Regions from separate parts of the Mus musculus genome. Here region 1 is linked to region 2. A link is a contact called in ENCODE Hi-C or POLR2A ChIA-PET data. All regions are on one chromosome and are shown on one strand. The core of a region is the stretch at or near the end of the contact, and the rest is flanking DNA. Distances in the headings are between cores, read along the strand shown.

Region 1 (4,527 bases), core at 687-3,186, 42 kb after region 2:
TGGACCTGCTTGGAGAGAGTCTTCATTCAATAATGCCTCCACTTATTCAAACACTTGCTTTGGCAGTGAAGATGTCTCAGTGGGTAAAGACACTTACCAAATCTGACGACCTGAGTATGATCCCTGGGACCCACAGGGTGGAAAGACAGACTGACTGACTTCCTGAGATGCCCTCTGACCTCCAAATTCCTGTGCCATGGCACACACTCACACCCTCTCCTCACATAATAAATGAAAAATAAAAATTTAAATAAAATGTTTGCTCCTCTGAAGTCCACTGTATTTTTTTTTCCAAGACAGGGTTTCTCTGTATAGCCCTGGCTGTCCTGGAACTCACTTTGTAGACCAGGCTGGCCTTGAACTCAGAAATCCGCCTGCCTTTGCCTCCCGAGTGCTGGGATTAAAGGCGTGTGCCACCACCGCCTGGCATATATATATTTAATGATTTGTTATTTATTTACTTAGAAGGTTTCACTATGTAGCCCTGGCTGGTTTGGTACTTGCTGTGTAGATTAGTTTGGCCTAGAACTCACAAAGGTCTGCCTGCCTCTGCCTCCCAAGTGCTGGGATTAAAGGCGTGCGCTTGCCATCAAGCCCAAGTATTTCATGTTCTGTTCTGTGTGAGAGCCTGCATGTGTGTTCACTGTGTGTGTCACTGTCCATGGAGGTCAGGAGTGAGGGTCAGATCCTCTAGGAATGGAGTCACAGGTGGTTGTGAGCCTCCATGCGGATGCCCGGAACTGAACCTCTAAAAGTGCAGCCAGGGCTCTTAAATGCTGAGCCATCTCTCCAGCCGTATCCCTTGATTTCTTAACCCTGTTATCCATGATACCGAATTTTTGATGGATCCTTGTTCTGGCATTTCCCCTTCTTGACCCAAATATACCACAGACACGGTGGTACCTCTCCTCTGTACTAGTTAAAAGTCTCATAATTCCCCCCTTAGAATGAAAAACACCACTCAGAGGTAACCCCTGTTCCTGCTTCTGCCCCTCATTATCCACCTCTTCTAGAGCACCCTAAATGGACTTTGGAAAATGCAAATGAGGTCATGACATTTCGCCACTCCAAGTCCTCCGATTGCACTTAAAACCTCGTGTCCTTCCTATAATATCCAACACGATCTGGATCCTGCTTATCTCACTGACTACATTGCAACCATAAGCCGGCACCCAGCTGACTTCTGCCATTTAAATTTAGCTTGCTCCACCCCCACTCTTAAGTGCACCTTTTATTTCTCTTATAGGACATATTACAATACTCTTTATCGTCACTTTTTCTCCTCATAAGACTGCAAGTTGCAAGAGGACGCAATCGTTGTCCATTTTGGTCCCCTGGAGCTTTAAATGTTTGCTGAATGAACCAATATTTTCAGTTACTTTCCAGTTACTAGTTATAAGTTCTAAAGTCATCCGAAGCACCCATTTCTCCTCCCTTGGGCATTTGTAAGGCAGTCAGTCCTTGTATCATCACATGCCATCCCAACACGGTGACCGAATTATAGCTCTCCTTTGGGGTCACCTTCCCAACCATCCACTAGCCCTATAATTTCCCTGGTGCCCCGCCCCTCTTAAGATGCCACACTTCTTTATGCAAGCTCCCTTGTCCTCTCCCTGGACCCAACCAAGCCCAAGACACAAGCTGTCTTCAAGACCCGCCTCAACCAGGCCTCGCTCCTCATTCCCCATAGGCTCCTCCCTAAACCCCGCCCCAGAGGGTTACCATACCCCCGCCCAATTGTTCTAGGCCCCGCCTTGACCCCGCCCCTTGCCCTGCGATCTTCTTCGCTGTGAACCCCCGGCCCAGACCCCTTCGTCGCCCGCACCAGGTCCGGCGGCTCCGGGGATGGCGACTCCCGGGTCGGTGAGCTCGGAATCGGGGGATCCGGGCGCGCGGCGGCCATCTTGTACCTAAGCCCGGTCCCTGAGGGCAAAGATTGCTCCGCGAAGGGCGGGGCCGGGCTGGCGGCGCTGCGCAAGCGCGGGGCAGGTCGACGAGGGGCGGGATCATAACCGGTAGATGAGCGGGGCCCTGGCGGGGTAGGATAGGCGGAATCCGGCAAAAGGTCTTCAAAACCTGTCGGTCCTCCGCATGGGCTGACTGAACTTGCAGCTGGAAGGTCGGCCACACCCTAGCGACGCATTCCAATGTCTCCCCACTTTTTATTGTTTAGGCATGTTTTCACTATGTATTCCTGTCTGGCCTAGAACTCTCTTTGCAGACCAAGATGGCCTCGAACTCACAGAAATCTGCTGGCCTCTGAGCCATAATGATCGGCCTTCCAAATCCCCTTTTAAAACTAACTGCAGGTGAGCCCGAAGTTTGCTTATGTGAACTTAAAGGCATGGGAGATTCTAACGTTTCTGAGGTTACTTTCAATTCATGGTGCAAAAGGTAGCGGTTCAGTTTATGAATGGGAGGTTTTCTAAGTCTGTGTCAAGAATGAGACTCATTCGGGAGTGGGGGGTCGGGGAACCCGGAAAGGGGATAACATTTGAAATGTAAATAAAGAAAATAACCAATTTTAAAAAAAGAAGGAGGAGGAGACTCATGAGCTCAGGTAAGATTCCAGACGGAAGCTAACCCCTCTCAGTTGCTGTGATGTTTGGGAGAAAAGAGCTCAAAGAGGGTTTTCGGCAGCACTAAGGACAGGGCTCTTTTGAGAGTTAAACTCACTCTAGGGCCTGACTTTGTGACTTGATAAGTCAGGACACTTCTGTGATCATCTCCTCCTCCTCCTTTTTTTTTTTTTTTTTTTTTTTTTTTTTTTTTTTTTTGAGACAGGGTTTCCTTATGGGATTTTCTTTCTTTCTTTTTTTGTTTTTGTTTTCGAGACAGGGTTTTTCTGTGTAGCCTTGGCTGTCCTGGAACTCACTCTGTAGACCAGGCTGGCCTCGAACTCAGAAATCCACCTGCCTCTGCCCCCCCCAGTGCAGGGATTAAAGGCATGGGCCACCACTGCCTGGCTTCTCTTCCTATTTTCACTCATTCCTTGTTTCCTACCTTCTGACTACGCCCCATACAGTAAGGTGACCTCAAACTTATGTAGTCTATGCTGGCCTTGAACTCTATTTTGATTTTTAAAGGTCTCCTCCTCCTTCCTTCCCTCTGTCCCTCTTTCCTTCCTCCCTCCCTTCCTCCCTCCTCTTCCTTCTTTCTTCTTCTTCTTCCTTCCTTCCCCCTCCCCCTCCCTCCTCCTCGTATGGGTGCTCTGTCTGTCCACCACTTGTTTGCAGTACTCATGGACATCTGAGATGGGGAAGTTACAGAGGGTTGTTAGCTGTCATCTGGGTGCTGGAACCAAACCCAGGTCCTCTGAAAAATCAACAAATGCCTTAACTTCTGAGTTATCTCCCCAGCCCTGGCCTTGAACTCTTGATATTTCTGGTCCTGTGGTTACAGGCATGTACCACCACCCCCCCCCCACCACCCCCGGGTCCATCTCCATTCCTCTCTCTTCTGTACAGACCTTTAGAAGTGTGTGGAAACAGTCAAAAAAGAGACGTGGGAATGCTTTGAAACTCTGTTTATTTGGATAGACCAGGAGACCAGACCGGAACACTTATCATCATGGCTAAGATTTCCCTTCTTTGGGAGGGGGGGCTTATGATAGCATTTCTGCTTGAAGTTACATGTGACCATGTGACTTCCTTTAGCTAGGAAGGTTGTGAACCACTGCGCAGGGGTTAAGAGCACTAGAGAGCACTAGCAGTTTTCTGTAGAAATAGTTTATTAGGTTGGGAATGCAGTTATATTGAGTACTTACCTAGTATGTGCAAGACCCTAGGTTCTGTCCTACACACACACACACACACACACACACACACACACACACACACTTATATAATTTTTAAAAGCTATGCTTAAATTTTTATTTTATTTTTATTTATGTGTATGAGTGTAGATACCTGTGGAGGCCAGAAGAACCATCTAACCTGGGTGTTTAAAACCAAAGTCGGGTCTTTTTTAAAATTTTTTTCAAGACAGGATTTCTCTGTGTGGCCCTGGCTGTGTTGGAACTCCCTCTTTAGACCAGGCTGGCTTTGAGTTCAGAGATCCACCTGCCTCTGCCTCCTGAATCCTGGGATTAAAAGCATACACCACTGAGCCTGACTTAAACTTGAATCTTATGGAAGAGCACAAAATACTATTAGCCACTCAGCCATTATCTTGTTCTGTTTGTTTTTTTGCATTACAAACAGGGTTTCTCTGTGCAGTCCTGGCCGTCCAGGAGCTCACTCTGTAGACTGTGCTGGTCTTGAACTCAAGAGATCGGCCTGCCTGTGCCTCTAGAGTGCTGGGATTAAAGGCGTGCGCCATGACTGCCTGCTCAGAAAACATTGTCAAGCTGAGCTTGGGGGCTGGAGGAATAGATGGCTCATGGTGTAAGAGCACTGGCTGTTCTTCCAGACAACCCGTTTGATCCCCAGCACCTACACAGCAGTTCATATTTGTAGGCATACATTTTTTATTTATTTATTTATTTTGGTTTTTCGAGACAGGGTTTCTCTGTATAGCCCTGGCTGT
Region 2 (4,854 bases), core at 1,048-3,547:
ATCTCCTCCATTATGCCCGCCTTCACCCCCTTCCGATGCACCCCCACATTCTGCCCCTTCGCCCCCCTCGGGCCCTTTCCCTGAGTTCCGTCCGCCCGAGGCCTTGTCATCCTTCTTGCCGGCCCCGGGTAACGGGGCCAGCAGGCTGAGTGGACCATGGACGCGGCGGTGCTGGCGGAGGTAGGAGGCCAAGCGGAAGGCCAGGCCGCAGTCTGGACACACAAAAGGTCGATCGGTGGAGTGGACTAGCCGGTGACGCGATAGGGACCAGGGCCTGGCGAAAGCCTTGAGGCAGATGGAACACTGGTGTCGCTTGGGGCGGGGCGGGGGTCCTCCTTCGCCCTCCTGTTCGCCCTCGGGGCGCAGACACGGGTGGGCTTTGAGCTCCCCCTTGGTGGCGAAGGCTTCGCGACAGCGGAGACACAGCAGCGTCCAGTCGGCCTGGAGAAGGACCTGTTTCTCCTCCTGTCGCCCCGCGGCCAGTGCCAACTCTGCCCTTAGCTCCGCTGCCCCGGCCTCGGCCTCCTTGGCCTCTGATTCCCGAGGATCCGTACTCGTGGGGACAGCCGCAGGAGCCGAGTCCCCTGCGGGCCACTGTGTGGTCGCCTCCTCCTCAGCCCCGGCCACCACCACCGTGGCGGGCTGTTCCACTCCCTCGTCCTGCGGACCCCAACTGGCCTCAGGCTCCTCCTTCACTGCCCTCTGCGTGGACAGATCCACCTCGCTACCTGCGTGCTCTTGGGCCAGGTGGCGCCTGAGCTGGGCTGGCTCCGGGAAGGTGCGTGGGCAGGCAGCGCAGCGCAGCGGGGGCTGGGGCCCGTGGCCACGAAGGTGGCGGGAAAGGTGGGCAGGCCTGCGGAAAGCTTTGGGGCACAGAGGGCAGGCATGGGGCCGGAGACCCGAGTGGCTCAGCCGGTGTCGAGACAGGTAGTAAGGGAAGCGGAAGAGGCGACCACAGGTTGGGCAGGGCAGAGGCGCCCTAGGGGCTCCAGCACCCCCTCTGCCACGACCACGGCCTCGGCCACGGCCACGGCCACGGCCTCGGCCTCGGCCACGGTCACGGTGAGGTGGGCTGCCCTGGGCGGGTGGAGGGGGCTGTGGATCCATGCCTGTGGGGAAAAGGGGAAGAGGCAGGGGTGGGGAGAAGAGATGAAAGATGTGGGGTGAGGTGAAGAGGAGAGCAGAGGTACAGGGCAGGTAGATCCACAGTTCAGAAGAGGATACAGATGAAAGTCGGGAGAGGAAGGTGGTGAGGAGGCAGAAGGGGATAGACACAGGAAAGGAGAGGAGAGAGTTGTGGAGACGTAGGAAAGGGGGGCCAAGTTCAGGAGAAACACAAAGGAGAGAGATAGAGAGAAAGAAAACATAGATATCAGAGGTGGGAACGGTCAGGAAGACAGAACAAGACACATACAGAGGAGACACAGGGAGACAAAGTCAGCCAATTGATTTTGCTCTAGTGCCCTGGGGCTTGAACATTCCTGGAGGGGCTGGGAACCAGTCCACCCTTGGGGCCCAAGTAGGGTGGGATTCAAAGTCAAGAGGCCCTGGAAATAAAAAGTCCATAAGTCAGGGGCTGGGAGGGACCAGTGGGTAGCCGGGCTTAAGCCCCTGGGTCTGTGAGAGGAGAGCTGGGGTCTGGATTCCTGGGTCTGAGGGAGGAGGAATGGGGTCTGGATTCCTGGATCGGAAGGAGGAGGGCTGGGGTCTGGGCTCCTGGGTCTGAAGAAGGTCGGGGTCTGCACTCCTGGGTCTGAGGGAGGACCTGGACTCCTGGGTTTAAAGAAGGGCTGATTTCTGGATCCCTGGGTCTCAGGCAAGAAGACTGAAAGGTAGGACTCCTGGGTCTCAGATAGAACCAGATAGGCGAACTAGACTCTTGCAGGTAGACGCAGCCTCTGAGTCCGGGTGAAGGAAGAAGCTGGGTAAGGGGCCCTGACTCACAAGACAAGGGGGAGGAGTGGACTGGGAGCTGGGCTGCAGAAAATCCTCAGCGAGAAAGCTGTGGCCAGACCCCTGGCCGGGCGTGGTGTCGGGGGAGGGCGTGGAACCTGCCGGCTGTCGGGGGATCTAGGTCCAAGAGGGGGTCTATCTGTTCCGGGTAGGTGTGATCTGCAGAACTAAGGCAGCGGGTCGAGGCCTTGCAGATTGCTCTGCGCAGGGCCTGGGGCTCGCCCCAGTCTCAGGGAGCCGGTCTTACCTCCACCTCCTGCGCTCCTTTCTTCCTTCCCTGCGGCCGGGCGATCGCGGACAGTGGTGGCGGAGAGGGAGGGGGTTGAGCGTAGTGGGAGGGGTGGGGGTGGAGAAGGAGGCTGGGCTCGGTGTTACAGCCTAAGCCTTCCCCCCGGAAACCCGGTGCTTGGTCGGAGGCCAGAAGAGGAAAGACTGGCTGAGAAGCCGGAAGCGGAGGGCCAGGGACCTGGTGGGGGTGCGGGGGGGGGGGGGGCGGGAGCAGAGGAGGGAGCTGCGGCTCCTGGATCCCGGGAGGGGAAGGGGCTGAAGGCCTGTCCTTTGGACCCTCAGAGGAGGAGGAGGCTGCAAGCCTGGGAATCTGGATCCAGCTTTCCACCCCTCCTCCATTTCCCAGCAGATAACACATATTCATTCATTCTTTCAACAAACAGGCATTTATCAAGCCCTGCCGGTGCCAGGCACTGTGCTGGCTGCTGGGTCTGAAGAAGGCAGAGATGGAGATGAACGAAGCAGTGAGTGATACAGGCTTGAGAGTGAACATCAATGATACAAGGAGTGCACCTCTATGATCGAGCCTGACTCTCACTGTCCCTTGGTTGCCTGGGCAAGCAATTCTCTCTTCTCCGAGCCTCAGTTTCTCCCTTTATGGTAAGCCCCAGGATCACAACCCGACCAGTTTTATCAGAACACCTACTGTGGGCTGGCTCTGTCCTTGGTGCTGGATCGATAAAGGCAAAATTCATACTATGATGAAAAGGGACAAACAAGAGTCAGTCACAGACGGTGTGACGAGGGAAGCTCTTGTTTTGGGCAAAGTGCTGTGGAATGAAGGGGATGGAAGAGACAGTGAGCTGGCTTTCAATGGGAGTGAATGCCATTCCTCTAGTCTTCCTTGGCAACTACGTTTCTGGAACTTGGAGCTTTAATGTTTCAGCCTGCTACATGGGCCACATCTCAAAGTATATATGATGGAGAAAAAGGGCCGTTTCAGTTATCTGCCTGCATTACAGTGTTGTTTTCTTTAGGGTTAACTTCATGCCAAACATAGTTGGCAAGAGGCTGGGTAAACTGTTCCTTTTGTACGTGTCTGGGTGAGTAGAGGTTTGGAAAGCTTTGATATGCTAGTAATTCCAGGAATTTACCCTTGAGAAACCAGAAACATGCAGTATTATACTTGTGCCAGTCCATTGCGGCTGCTTTCTTTTTCTTTTTAAAAACATTTCAGGGGGCTGGTGAGATGGCTCAGTGGGTAAGAGCACCCGACTGCTCTTCCGAAGGTCGGAAGTTCAAATCCCAGCAACCACATGGTGGCTCACAACCATCCGTAACGAGATCTGACGCCCTCTTCTGGAGTGTCTGAAGACAGCTACAGTGTACTTACATATAATAAGTAAATAAATAAAATCTTAAAAAAAAAAAAAAAAAAAAACATTTCAGTATAGGTATTGTGGGCTGGCAAGATAGCTCAGTGCAAAGGCGCCTGACTCGTGGCTGATGATCTGAGCTATCCAGGACCCACAGAGTAGAAAGAGATCACCAAACCGATTCCTGTGGGTGGGCCTCTGACTTCTCCACCTGTGTGTCTGCACACACATATACATAAACATACATTCACATATGTACAAACACACCCACCCATACATACAACACACATATACACACATATAAACATACATAAACACACAGACACAAATGTACACATACACATTAAATAAACAAATACAAATGTAGGGCTGAAGAGACAGTCCAGTGCTTGAGAGTATTGCTGTTCAAGAGGGCCAGAATTTGGTTTCCAGCACCCAGGCAAGCCCCCACCCCCTGTATAACTTCAGCTCCAACACCTTTTGTCTTTTGAACACATACACGCAGAGGGGCATATTGCCAAAAAATAAAAATAAATTGAAGTTAGATTCTGTTACATTTATTATTTATGTATGTCGGGTGCACACACAGCACAGTGCATATATGGAGGTCAGAGGTCAGTTCTCTCTCCACGATGTGGGTCCTGTCCTAGGATCAAATTCAGGTGATTAGCCTTGGGGACAAGTGGCTGTACTGACTGAGCTCTCTGGCTAGTCTACTATGGCAGTCTTGGAAATCACTATGAATGGCTCAGTAAGAGATCAGGGGAATAAAATCATGACCCAGAGAAATCTTGTATGCCCTGAAAAAAAAAAAAAAAAAAGGAAGAAAGAAGCTTACTGTGTGGAAATGTGGAGACTCCCCAGCTGAGCACAAGGAAGAGAACAACACAAAACCACCCGTGCTAAGTCTCTGTGTGCGCTCCTATCTGCAGCTTGGAGACCGACAAGATGGCTCTGCAGTTAAAACCACTAACTGCTCTTGATGAGGACCTGAATTGGGTTCCCAGCACCCACAAAACAGCTCACAGTTCCTTTATAACACTCCAGTTCCAAGAGGACCTCTTCTGTCTCCCAGAGTCAAGCATATGTGGGGTGCACATACATACAGGCAGGAAAAACATGTAAGATAAAAATAAATTCTTTTTTAAGAGGGGCAAGGCACAGTTGTGTGCACCTGCGATCCCCTCACTTAGGAGGTGGAGACAGGGCAAAATTCCATACTATAATGATATAAAGAACGCCCTAGTCTCAAATAAACAAATGAGCAAACAACAGCAAAAAGGGGGAGGGAGGAAAG

What was found. A loop is a pair of places that touch in the nucleus more often than their neighbours do. ChIA-PET counts read pairs that join two places held with the same protein, here RNA polymerase II (POLR2A).
Region 1: POLR2A ChIA-PET joins it to region 2 with 34 read pairs in Patski. The contact joins the promoter of Zfp784 here to the promoter of Zfp579 in region 2. A Hi-C loop is called at or near these places in 1 of 37 maps with a recorded cell type or tissue (heart). POLR2A ChIA-PET finds 5 or more read pairs at or near these places in 4 of 5 experiments (Patski and embryonic stem cell).

The regions. Positions count from the first base shown.
Region 1 is chr7:5,036,510-5,041,036 of GRCm38, forward strand. It overlaps Zfp784 (zinc finger protein 784), which reads right to left and starts at 1,937. Exons shown (of 2, transcript NM_001039532.2): 1 at 1,826-1,937. The coding sequence starts at 1,903. It also overlaps a transcript of Zfp580 not described here.
Region 2 is chr7:4,993,804-4,998,657 of GRCm38, forward strand. It overlaps Zfp579 (zinc finger protein 579), which reads right to left and starts at 2,298. Exons shown (of 2, transcript NM_026741.2): 1 at 2,201-2,298; 2 at 1-1,109. The coding sequence starts at 1,107.